2 separate regions of the Homo sapiens genome follow, and region 1 is linked to region 2. The links are chromatin contacts, found by Hi-C or POLR2A ChIA-PET in ENCODE. All regions are on one chromosome and are shown on one strand. The core of a region is the stretch at or near the end of the contact, and the rest is flanking DNA. Distances in the headings are between cores, read along the strand shown. Region 1 has its middle 73 kb from the start of POMGNT2. Region 2 overlaps ANO10 (anoctamin 10).

Region 1 (6,508 bases), core at 870-3,369, 300 kb after region 2:
CCTCTCAGGGACAAGAGTCTAAAAAGACAATATGTCCAGGCACAGTGGCTCAAGCCTGTAATCCTAGCAGTGTGGGAGGCAGAGGCAGGTGGATCGCCTGAGGTAAGGAGTTCGAGACCAGCCTGACCAATATGGTGAAACCCCATCTCTACTAAAAATACAAAAGTTAGCTGGGTGTGGTGATGTGCGCCTGTAGTCCCAGCCACTTGGGAGGCTGAGACAGGAGAATTGCTTGAACCTGGAAGGCAGAGGTTGCAGTGAGCAGAGATTGTGACACTGCACTCCAGGCTGGGTGACAAGGCGAGACTCCTTCTCAAAAAAAAAAAAAAAAATTAAAATTAAAAAATAAATAAATGAAAATAAAAAGAATATAACCCATAGGTTATTGTCCCTGGGTTTGTCCCTGATAGAAGCCCAGCCTTGGCCAGTGCCCTATCACATATTATCTATTATACGAGCAGCGCCATTGCTATCGCGAAGGGATCTGTCATAGAAAATGCAGAGACTTTGAACCCCAGACTCAAGGTTGAATCTTCCTCCGCCGTGTGGCTTGGAGCAACTTGTTTCACTTTAATGCGCTTCAGTGACCTCTCTATAAAATGCATAATCATCATCATTAGTTCCCGTAGAGAGTGCATGAGATGACAGGTGCAAGGACCAGCCCAGGGAGGTGCCTCGGTCACAGGGAGTGACTTTCCTAGGAGTCTCCTCACACGTGTCACTCTGCCTGGGGCCAGCTTTCCTGGGGGACAGGTGAAAAGCCAGGCCAAAAACACAGGAATGTTTCTGCTGGAATGTGTCCCTTCCTGCCCTCAAGATCCCATCTCCTCTTCTAGCTTTGTTCTCACTTTTCAGTTCCCTTAACGTGACATCTCTGGTCACTCCACACTGGGCCACCAACGGGAACTGTGAATGATAGAAAAGACCCATCCCGGGGAGTCATGAGTGAGCATGGTCCAGCTTCCCAGATCCTGCCCCCAAGGCTGCGGTTTAATCACCAAACCATCTGAGCAGGTGTTACACGTAATTCGGGCCAGGTGTGGTTTAGGGAGGAGGTGTGGAATGACTCAGATAATAGATTTTGAAGTCAGGGTTATGTGAGTACAAACCCTGACACGTGTCTCCAAACCCTGTGACCTTAGGCAAAGTTACTGATCCCCTCCGAGACTTGGTGCCCTAACTGTAAACTTTGGTGATGACCCCTTTCTTAAGGGATTATAGGAAGCATTAGAGGTCATCTGTGGAAACCCTCTGACACACAGAAGGTGTGCAATCAATCCTCCCTCCCCCATGTTCTCCACAGCCAGAACAAGGAAGAATCGCACATGCTTGCATGGTGCTCAGTGTGCCCCGAACTGTTCAAGCGCCTTGCCTGTATTGTCTCATTTTATCCCATCACAACCCCATAAGGTCACTTATGTTATTATCACACTCATCTTACAGATAAGAAAACAGAGGGATGGAGAAGTTAAGTAACTTATTCAAGGTCACCTAGCATGCCAGAGCTGGGAGTGACAGTGGCTGTAATTGGTGGGCATTTGAGCTCGACTTGCATGGGAAGCTTTGGTGGAGGGTTGGGGGATCCTACGCCCTAAAGGGCACACAGGGCTATAGAACTCCCACGACCCCCTTGCAGATGCTGCCCATGGGGTATGCAGAAGAGTCACATGAGCCCAACTATCTAAGGACTTTGTCTGCAGGGGCTGCTGGATTTGTGGCCACCAACTTCTGCTGGACCTGTCTTTTGCTGCATTTGCTCGGCCACAGTTTCTCAGGACGGTCCCCTTTTCTCTGGAGCTCTTTCCAGCAAGTTTATTAAAAAGAGGGACCAGGTGAGCAGAAACAGATTGGATGTCAGAGACCAGGAGACTTCTGGCCACAGAGCCTGAACCATTTACTCTGTTACCTGAGATTATTTTTTCAAATGTCAAAGGCCTAATTTAGGATGACCCAGATGTTCACCAGTGCTCCAATTAATAAAGAAAAATGTATTTAAAAAGCCAACTGCAGAAGCAAACACATTTTGCTTTCGCAATTCTGTTGGGCTGCACCCTGGCCTTGACCTTAAAATAGCTCAGTTTACGTGCTGACAGCATATACATACACAGTCAGGATTTCCTGTGTCTCCACCTCACCATTTCCTCTCTGCCTCGGAGCTGGTCCCCTTCATTCCTCTTCCTCTCCCTCCCCACAACTTGTTTAGGTCCGTGAATAAATGTATAGGAATGTTCTGAGAAGCAGGAACATTTAGACTCCAGCCAGACAGGAGTTCAAATTCCACCTCAACCATTTCCCAGCTATGCAAGCATGAGCAGTTCACCTCTCTGAGTGTCAGATTTTCACTGGAAATTGTGAGAATACATGAAAATGATTTATCCCAGAGCCTAGCACAAGGTAAAAGAGCAATAATTGGAAGAGACAGGGAAAAGCCTTTCACCAAAAGCTAAGTGTGAGTTGGAGGCAGGGTGCGGCCTAGGGGGCCCCTGGCTGGCTTTTGGAGGACCTGCATGCCATTTGTCTCCCTCCACGGCTTCTGCCCCAGACATGGATTCATCCTGCTCTCATTTCTGCCTCTGAGATGGGTGGGCCCCATCTCTCCACAGAGCCATCTGCGACTCCCTCCTACCGAAGTAAAATGGACTTTTCCTACGTGTCTGCCCAGGACTCAGCCAGACTGATGAACTGAGCTTGGGGAACATTTGAACAGATTGAGGTGATGTTTTTACCAAGGCCCAGGAGCGATGCTTCAGGCAGCTCCAGCTGTCCGCTCGGCCTGTATTTCCCAAATATTTTGGACCAGGAGTGCCAAAAGCAAGCCCCTGGTCCAAGACACTTGGGAAATATTGGCCATGAACTATTCTGGCCATTTAGGAAATACTGGCTGTAAACTATGCTTAACACCAAAGGAGGACCAATGGTAGCCACTTGGGCAACAGTAGACAGAACCATAGAGGAAGATCTTTGCCTTGAACTTGAAGTCACACTGCTCAGGTAACTGTTCTGCCAATCTGTGCATCTGTGACCTCTACCTTCCCATTGCAATCAGGAGCCAAGGTCCAAAGATCACGGTTAGACCCCACTCTGCTTGTGACTCATGCATGACACAGGGCAGGCCATTACCCTACCGTTCTGGATGAAGGCAATAATCGTGTTTGACCTCTCCCTGCCTCGTAATGCTGACTCGGAGGATTAATGAGGAAATGAGAGCTAAGCTTTGTGAATGCCAGCCTTGTTCTCACGCTGGCTCCTCTGATTATTCCACAAAGCCAATGAGAAATAGCAAAGGTCAAAATTCTCTGTGAGGTTGAATATTCATGTTGCAGGAGGCGCCTCTCCAGGTATGGTTCTGCGCTCATGATCTGTGTGTCTCTGGTGCCAGGCCCCAGGGGGCACACTTACAAAAGGTGTACGGGGTGACGGTGGTGGTGGCATGGGTGTGGCATCTCCAGGTGCAGGCCACATGCCTGGGGTGTTTCACATGGCAAGTCAGCCACAGAAATGGGTCTTGCTGGGCCTTTTGGAAGCTTCCAGTGGTGCACCTCACAGACTGAACAGCCCCTCTCAAGATGAGGGTTACCATAAGCAATGCCATCATCTGTCTCACTGAGATGCTGCTACTCAACATTGGCTCCTCTTGTTTTCCACAGTCAACCTTCATATGTAATTTAATTTTGCTCTCTCTTCTGGTCAGTTGACAAACCCCGCAACACCATCTCTAGGATGCCATGGCTGAGGCCAGAGCTCTAGGAGGGCAGGAGCAGGGAAGCAGATGGGACAGTCGGCTGTGGCCCTGCTTCATGCAGCCAGCTTGGAGGAGCTGCTTCCCTCGGTGCTGTGGATTTTTTGAGTTAAAATTGAGAGCTTCCGGCCGGGCGTGGTGGTTACAGCTGTAATCCCAGCACTTTGGGAGGCCGAGGTGGGTGGATCACGAGGTTAGGATTTCAAGACTAGCCTGTCCAAGATGGTGAAACCCCGTCTCTACTAAAAATACAAAAAATTAGCCAGGTGCGGTGGCAGGCACCTGTAATCCCAGCTACTCGGGAGGCTAAGGCAGGAGAATCACTTGAACTTGGAGGGCAGAGGCTGCAGTGAGCTAAGATCGCACCACTGCACTCCAGCCTGGGCGACAGAGTGAAAAAAAAAGAGAGAGAGCGAGAAAGAAGAAAGAAAGAAAGAAAGAAAGAAAGAAAGAAAGAAAGAAAGAAAGAAAGAAAGAAAGAAAGAAAGAAAGAAAAAGAAAATTGGGAGCTTCCTTGGTAAAAGGTCTGGACAGCATCAAACTGGTTACCTCCAAATCATCAGACTTAGGGGTAGAACAGATTATTTCCAATTTAAGTTCGTTTGATAAGTAGTCACTCACATGGTTCAAAAATCAAAATAATATAAATTAGATATGATGGGAAATCTTGCCCACCTCTACCCTGGTTCACCCAGTCCCTCTGCCATACCCCTATGGGAAGCTACTTTTATTAGCTTCTTATGCATTCTTCTAGTATTTCTTTATGCAGATTCAAATATGTATTTTCATGCTGCCACCACCGTTAAGCACACAAAAGTTAGCATATGGTATTCCCTGTGTATCTGTCAGAATCTGAATAGGAAGCAAACGGCATGCTCCAGCCGGATAACTGAGGAAGGTTTAACTGTTCACAAGGGTGTGTGGACTAGGTGTGCAGGAGGCAATGAGGAACAGGGCTGGCAAATGCAGGGGAGTCAGAGGGGGGGGGGTGCCAAGGAGTAAATACCCCCACCTCGCTCCCTTTCCACTCTCTGGGCCTTCCGCAGGGCCCCCATTGGCCAATCCCTACCAGAAGTCATAAGGCAAGGAGGCCTGGCAAGGAGGCCTGTGGATGCAGTCTTTACAAGTCAGCCTCCGGACACAGAGCATTATGGAGGCAGGTATGGACAGCTCAGGGGTCCCGTGGAGAATGCATAGCACACCCTCCAGGGACACTGCCTTTGATTACCTGACAGTGTATCCTGGAGATCTTTCCATATTACTCATGAGTTAGATTTTAACATTGCTCCTGTTCCACTTGATCACCTTCTGCCCAGCATTGCCAGTGCACTTCTCCCAGGACAGCTGCTGCGCACCACTGCAGAGGGTATTACACCATCCGGCCATCACATGGCCTAGGTCCCAGTGTCCACCAGCCTGCTGGAGTAATCCTTTCCTTCAAAAGCCAAACATAGATCTCCGGCCCCCTTGTACATCCCTGTCAGCAGGCCAGTGCTCTTCTGGGTACTTCCAAGAAATGTTAGGGTGTCACAGTCTCCTCGCAGTCGCCTGACCGCCTCCCTGCTCCTCCTTGCCTCTGGCTCTTGGGCCATTCCTTTGCACACCACAGGCTCACAGGCTTTGCCTGAGCATGGACAGAGCTCTCCCCACCCCATGCAGTGCCTCCAACCCATAGCACATGTGAAACACTCTGCCCTTGGGGCATATGGACAGCAGAGGGTATTAAGGCACAGAGAAGGAACACAGTTAACATCTATCAACAGTCCTCACTGCTGGCAAAATTCATTGTTGGCCCTGCCCCAGGGAGTTCTTTCTTGGCCATCTGTTTCCCTGGGCTCCTGCTACTGCCATTGCTGGGCCCTCCCCTCCCATCCTTCCTCCATTTCCTTTCTCCGTGGAGACCCAGCCCCACGCCACACTGCCTGTCCTCCTGCAGTTCGGCTGCTGCCTCTTTCTTCTACTGTCTTATACGAAGCAACTGAGCTCCCACTTGCCTCGCAGTCTCCCACAACTATGAGTCCAATAACTTGTTCTGTTTCTTCTTTTTAAAAATGTTATGTGTTTATATTTTAGAGATGGGGTCTCATTATGTTGCCCAGGCTGGTCTCAAACTCCTGGCCTCAAGCATTCTTCCTGCCTCCACCTCCTGAGTAGCTGAGATTAGAGGGGTACACCACCACACCCAGCAATTAACTTGCTCTCTCAAACCAAAGGGCTGTTTTCTCTCTAGCTGATTCCTGCTAAACCCCTATCCACATTATCCACTGGAAACATAACATGGGCCATAGAAGTAATGCTAGATATTCCACTAGCTATGTTTAAAACATTAAAAGGAAGAGGTGAGATTAATTTTAATATATTCTACTTAACCCAATACATACAAAATGTTATCTTTTCAATGTTTATGCAAAAGAAAATTATAATGAGATATTTTCATTCTGGCAGATCATGAGCTATTTTAAATTTGGTGCGTAGTTTGCACTTAACAGCACATCCCCCTTCGCACAAACCGCTTTTCTAGTGTTCTGTAGCCACATGTGGCTAGTGGCTACGATATCAGGCAGAAGGGCCCTAGAATGCAGAAAGACCTATAGCTAGCTTTTTCTAAACAACCAGATGCCCACCCTCCACCACTCAGCGGATACAGTGAGTTCATGCTAATGAACAATGTATATTTCATTGCCCTTGCTTCTCTCGCCATGAAAACCTCTATGCCCCCTCGTAGCTCACTGAGACGTTTCCAGAGATGAGTTTAATGATCTTTGTCCC
Region 2 (6,905 bases), core at 3,240-5,739:
TGGGGGCGGTGGCTCACACCTATAATCCCAGCACTTTGGGAGGCCAAGGCAGGCGGATCACGAGGTCAGGAGATCAAGACCATCCTGGCTAACACGGCGAAACCCTGTCTCTACTGAAAATACAAAAAATTAGCTGGGGGTGGTGGCACGCACCTGTAGTCCCAGCTACTCGGGAGGCTGAGGCAGGAGAATTACTTAAACCCAGGAGGCGAAGGTTGCAGTGAGCTGAGATCACACCACTGCACTCCAGCCTGGGTGACAAGAGCAAGACTCTGTCTCAAAAAAAAAAAAAAAAAAGAAAAAAAAAGAAAAAAGACATCAATCAATACATACAAGATGTACACTGGTTTAGTCCAAAAGGTTCTCTGAGGTTCAGGCACTGTGGACTGTCATTTTAGTGTGATTTGGAAAGCCTCTGGCTTCCAGGTCATAGGTGGATTAAAAGATTTTCTGACTGGCAATTGGTTGAAAGAGTTATTATCTAAAAACATGAAAATCAGTAGAAGGGACTGTCTGGGTTAAGATTAAGTGATTGTTGAGACCAGGGTTTTATCATGCAGATGAAGCCTCCAGATAGTGGGCTTCAGAAATAATAGATTGTAAATGTTTCCTATCATTTCTGTCAGTCTTAAGGTCTCTGTTTTGATGTTAATGCTGGTCAGCTGGGCCTGAATTCCAAAGGGAGGAGGGTATAATGAGGCATGTTCAACCCCCCATGTCCCATCATGGCCTGAACTAGTTTTTCAGGTTAGCTTTGGAATGCCCTTGGCTGAGTGAAGGACCCTCAGTCAGATGGGGAGCTTAGAATTTTATTTTTGGTTTATAGGCACAAATTGAGTATCAGTCTTAGTACCTGGCATAATTTAAAAACTACATTTTACTCATTTTTTTCACTTACAGTTGACCAAGCAAATTCAGCTTTTTTATCTAATCATATTTTGTTTTTATAAAAGTAATTCATATAAATAATTTTAAAGGTCAAATATTCCTTTAAGAGTAATAACAAAAGAATGGGTCTCTGCCCTTTCCCAATTTCCTAGAGTATATGACTCAAATTTTTAGCCCTTTTTCTGCTGTTTACCTCTATATTTCTAAATACTATGTCTTTCAGTTTTATTGACTCTCTACTATAAAATATGAATGTTTTTATGTTCCATCTTGCCAGTGTAATTTCACATCACAACTTTTGGTTAAATCAGTGATTGTATTGTTATACAATTAGTATATTGTATTATTATACAATTATTATACAATAATACAATGTAGTGGTTGTATTATTATGCACATTGTATTTGTAGATAAGTACGTAGTGTGCCATGATTATGTTTCCTTAAGCATAATTGAGTTGAAAACGGCCTTGTTTTTTCTTTGTTTGGTTTCTGTGTACCTATCATTGATTCTTTCCTAAACATAGTGTGCTTAAACACACCAGACAGCCTCTCAGTGTGTTGTGTTGTTTTCCTTGGAGAGGGTATTTCTGGAACTGTGGTGTTCCCTTCCCATTTGGGCAGTTCACCTCCAGACTGGCTGCAGGGTTTCTGTCCTCACTTCCCAACTTCTTGGGAATTCACTTGGCTTCTCGTTTACCACCCCTTTCTTGTAACCCCCTCCTTTATCTTGGCAGGTTCATGAGAGATAGTTTGGAATCTTGCATATCTGCAGACATCTTTATGCCCATCTGCCCTCCAAATTTGGAAGACATTACCCATTGCCTCTAACATTGCTGTTGAGAGCCTAATGCCAGCCTGACCCCTGATCCTTTACACGGGGTCTGTTCATTCTCTCTGGAAGCTTTCACAGTCTTCTCTTTATCCCTGGTGTCTGACATTTCACAATGATATGCCTTTGTGGTCTCCTCGATCAGAGGGACTTAACACTTGCAGACACCTGTTCTTCAGTTCTGTGAAATCCTTGAATTATTTCTTTGAGAATTATCTTTTCTCCATGTTCTATCTTTATTTCTGGCCCTCTGTTGCATTTTCTGGACTTACCATTTGTTGTATGTTTTCCCCCTATTTTTGTGTCTCCTTGTTTGTTTGGGTTCTTCTGTCTATTTTGAGATTTTCTCAACTGTATTTCCCAATTCTTCTATTGAATGTCAGCAATCATAAGTTTAGTATCCAAGAGCTCTTTTTTATTCTCTGAATGTTCCCACCTCCTTTTAGAAAATAGCATTCTGTACTTTATTTCATGAATGCAGTATTATCCCTCTGTACTTTTCTTCTGATCTCTGCTTTGTCTCTGTTTCCTCCTAATTCCTCTTTTAGTGGAAAGGCGTTTTCATTATTGTGTTACTGCCCCTGGTGCTGCCTGTAGTTCAGTCTCACTTGATAGGAAGTCTTGTGTCTTCCACTGGATGAGAGAGGGGATGGGACTTTGAAGGATAGAGAGGGGTCAAGGAGTGTCTTCTGCCCTTCTGCAGCCGTTCTGAGGTCCTAGGCTCTATCTCCTGGGGTTCTCCAAGGCCCAGGCACTGTGGGCTATCATTTTATGGTGATTCAGAAGGAGGGGAGAGCAGACGTAAGTTCATCTGTTTAATCCAGAAGTCTCCCAGGTCTCCAGGTCCCAGTATTACACTTTGACTTTAACCATTTGGTAATTAACTTTTCTCCTACTTAGTCTATCCACTTAGAAATGTCTGCAGCCTTCAACTTTCCTTTTTCCCTCCCTCCTTTCCTTCCTTTCAAAAAGCTCTCTTCAGGGCAGATGTACCAATCACATTTCATTAGAGGTCTTTACTTCTCTGGTTCTTTTTTATTGTTGAGTACTGTGAATTTGGTAATTTTTCATAGATTATTGAACTTTAGATTGACCAACTTCTGAATTAATAAATATATCAAAGTTTAATATTTATTTTTTATTTCTAACTTCACCTACTTGAAAAAGAAAGCAACAACAATGTTTAAAATGTAAATAGGATAATTAGGTATAGAAACTTTCAGAGAACATCTGGGATAACAGGGACTGTGTGTTTTTACCACATGAGACATGATACAGCTTTTATACAATTAGGCCTTAATGCTTGCTCTTATATTTTCATGTTAGCACGAGTGAAAAGGAAAAGGTAGTGCCTCTTTTCTGTTATTAAACAAAAGGATCAGGGAACCTTGATTAACACAATAATCTATGCACGAGTGAAAAGGAAAAGGTAGTGCCTCTTTTCTGTTATTAAACAAAAGGATCAGGGAACCTTGATTAACACAATAATCTATGTCCTCAAGGATAGTTTTAGAAAACCATTCAGATGGTTCACTATAGTTTCTAAAGTGCCCTAACTTGTGGAGGCATTTCTGTAGGGGGCTATAATATTATAAAACAGGTACTTGGGTTTGCTTTTAGATGCTCTAACCTTAAAATGGAGACAATTTGGAAGTCTAAGGATATATCAGACTTTTTAAAAACTATTTGACTTCTCAAGCTTTTGCCAAATGTTTGATCACAGTCAATTTATTATTGAATTATCTGCTACATATGTATGGTGTGAATAATCTGTGTTTGAAAATGAGAAAAATTGTACTGTGTCAAATATGAATACTACATAGGAGTGAGAGCTAAGCATTAATGTAAATTAATTACTTGTGCCAAAGACTTCTCCCCACTAGGAGGACAGCCTGTGTTAGCACAAGCATAAACCATCAGAGTAGACAGAGCCACTATTTTTCTGATTGTGATGATGTTGGAATTTCTCACTCACACATAGTCACTACAGTGAAATGAAAAAAGCATGGGTCCTGGAGTCAGACAGCTAAGATCCTGGCTTCAGATCTCACTAGCTAGGGGAAGTTACTTTCCAGACCTTAATTTCTTAATCTATAAAATGGGTGGTTAAAGTCCCTACTTTAAAGGGTTTGTTAGGATTGGGCTTTTCATTTATAAAACACATAGCACAGTGGTGAGGTCATAATAGATGGCTGCTGTTTTTTAGGTTGCTGATTTCAGAATTATCATTTTGCATAGAAGAGGCAACTTTGACAAGGACATTTTAAGGCATCTGTTCTGACTAACCCCAACTTCCATCTCCAGAACCTCACTCCATGTGGCTTGTATAGACAGCTCACTAACTCTGTGACCTTGGCCAGGATACGTAACCTCTCTGATCCTCAGTTTCCTTATCTGTCAAATGGGAATAAATGTAGTTTCTGCCTCATAGGGCTGTTGTGAGCATTAAATGAGTAAATATATGAAAAGCACTTAGAATAGGGCCTGGCACAAGGTAAGCATTGTGGTAAAGTGTGAACTGAAAAAACAGAGACTACTTCCTTAGAGATGGGCCATTGGGAAATCACTTCTCAACATTCCTCCCTCACTCCCTATGTGTGCCTCTGGTGTGCAGGTTGGCGGGCCCCTGCCAAAGTCAAAGAGGTCTGTCCAATTGTAAGTGATAATGGCTCTTTTTTCTGCCCGTAATGAGCAACAGGCACCTTCTATGTTAAGATTATGCCTTGCCCAAACAGGAAGGCCACGTCACCTTCGCGTCTTCCTGTGTGCTATTGTGTGTGAACACACCCAAGGTCGACTGACAGTATAGGGGATGTTAGAACATTTAAGATGAGGGGTAATTTGTCATCAGGCTATTCCCTCCTGCTCTGAGCTTACCACAAGTACAGTATTATGGTCCAGGATCCAAGGAAGCATTACGAGTTTTAGATCTGTGCTCAGATTGTTCCGTTTGATTTGCAAATGACTTTTATGCAATGACATTTTGATTTAGCACTTAAAATATAACACGTCAGCTGTTATTAACAATTATCTTAATAAAATGAAATGGAAGGTAATAGATGGAGTACGTCTTGCTTCATTTTCTGTCCATACCACTTAGGACAGTCCCTAGCATATGGTAGATGCTCAGTAAATGTTTGTTTGAGTAAGTAATTTATAAATTATTTTCATATTCATTAATAAAAAGGGAGAGGTGGTACATCTTTTTTGTGCATCTGCCTAAGTTTTATCCACTACAATACCTTTGATATTATTCTAGCTTTTCTTAACAGTTACAATAATACTGTATCTTCTCAACATCATATCATCTCAATATGCTGATCAGTTTTAATTTGAGGGATAATGAAAGATTTCTCTATTTGTAAACCAGTAGATAAATAACAGGGCTTGTCTCTAGGGAGAATACTGAAAGATGGTAGAGGGGTGCAGAGCAGGAATGGATGGAAGATCTTTTCTGTATATTCTTTGTCTTTATTTTTTAAAACTATGTATACACATTACTTTCTCAAATAAAAGAAATTTTACCCATGGTAAAAGAAAAAAAAACTCTTGTATCTGCCCACTGTGGAGATCTGCCTGCATTGAATAGTACAGGGAAATTACTTATTGATCGGCAAATTGCTTATTGATTGGCAAGGTTTGCTATGTTTTCTTTCTTCTTTCAAAATACATGCTATGGTCATGCATGAATTCGGGGATAGTCTTCATTTTCTTTGAGCAGTTACTCTTAGGCTATCTCATTATTTTAATGTTTATTAGTGGTATAGCTTGCTCATACTAAGTTCCACAAAGTGATCTAACTCAAGATTTCTTGGGAAGATGGTGAAGTAAGGGAAAAAACCGATAAAAACTACAAAGAAAAAGGAAAGTAAGGAGAAAACTCCATAAACCAAGAAAAGGAAAAGGAGAAAACAGGGAGCTGGCAGGGAAGTGGTGTCCGTTGCATTCTACAGGTGTTGAGAAGTTTTTATCTGATATAACATGAAGGACAGACCAACTTCAGGAAGACACCAAGAACCAGCCAATGTCTTCCCTTCCTGAGACAATTGGTGGGATGACATGAGAAATGAATTTAACAAATGCTAGTAGACCACTACAGACCCCACTAATTGGAGATCAAAAGCAGGCCTAGAAGAGGTAGAGACTCTTTCTACCTTAGGATTCAGTAACATTCACAGAATGGGTACATGGATATCACCAAGATAAACTGAAAACTTGGGGGCAACCTTCAGGTCTACCAACAATTATTTTTTGGAATTTTCTTCTGTTCCCCTTTGGTTTTTATTTAGACATGATTAAATACATGATAATTTTAGGGGGAAAGTAGATAAGCTAACAGAAAAAAATACTGTAAAACCCAGAAAAAAATACTGTAAAACTAGTTAACATTATAAAATGACAATATGAGCAAACAGTGTATCAAAATATATGATTCTGAAGTAAATCACATAGAATAAATATGAGATAATGGCCATGGACATTTTTGAAGAAAATAAAGCCACAATAACTGAAAAATTATGATAATGGCACCAGAATAAATAGATAAATAGAACAGATCATAAATTCCATGAACTGTCAAAAGTATAGATACATACAAATTTGTAGGCCAGGTGTGGTGGTTCACACCTGTAATCCCAGCACTTTGGGAGGCTGAAGTGGGCAGATCACTCGAGGTCAGGAGTTCAAGACCAGCCTGGCCAACATGGTGAAACCCCATCTCTACTAAAAAATAAAAAAAACTTTGCCAGGTGTGGTAGCACATGCCTGTAATCCCGGCTGCTCCGGAGGCTGATGCAGGAGACTGTCCTGAACCCAGGAGGCAGAGGTTGCAGTGAGCCAAGGTTGCGCCATTGCACTCCAGCCTAGGCAACACAGCAAGACTTCATCTCAAAAACAAAACAAAACAAAAACAAAGAACCCCCCCCACAAATTTGTGATAGGCATTTTTTGCCAGTAGAAAAATGATTGATTAGGTATTAAATGTTGCTGGGACAAATGGCAAGCCATTTGGGGAGAGTGGATAAAGCCTCCCCTTTTTTAAAGTACACACTGAAATGAAATTCAGTCAAGTTAAATATATGAATATAACAAATTAAAACCATAAAAGGACTGGAAAGAATTATAGGTGAATATTTATCTGATCTTTGGGTGGGGAGACCTTGACTATAAGAATGACACCAAAGAGA

Evidence for each region. Hi-C counts contacts between places; a loop is a spot of excess contacts on that map. ChIA-PET counts read pairs that join two places held with the same protein, here RNA polymerase II (POLR2A). Pooled maps may share reads with other maps.
Region 1: a pooled map shows a loop between it and region 2 (3-fold over the local background). The contact joins two enhancer-like sites. A Hi-C loop is called at or near these places in 2 of 50 pooled maps. POLR2A ChIA-PET finds 5 or more read pairs at or near these places in 3 of 52 experiments (B cell, H1 and activated CD8-positive, alpha-beta memory T cell).

The regions. Positions count from the first base shown.
Region 1 is chr3:43,175,847-43,182,354 of GRCh38, reverse strand. No RefSeq gene overlaps it. Among named protein-coding and RNA genes, the nearest start is that of POMGNT2, 73 kb to the right of the region's middle. RefSeq lists enhancers at 496-545, 2,178-2,237, 2,944-3,238, 3,004-3,298. Within about 2 kb of position 2,119, at least 16 of the 41 ENCODE cell types and tissues checked have a DNase peak (open chromatin) inside an H3K27ac peak, as active enhancers do.
Region 2 is chr3:43,475,320-43,482,224 of GRCh38, reverse strand. The region is part of intron 11 of ANO10 (anoctamin 10); the gene reads left to right. Among named protein-coding and RNA genes, the nearest start is that of SNRK-AS1, 130 kb to the right of the region's middle. RefSeq lists an enhancer at 2,906-3,478. Within about 2 kb of position 4,489, at least 10 of the 41 ENCODE cell types and tissues checked have a DNase peak (open chromatin) inside an H3K27ac peak, as active enhancers do.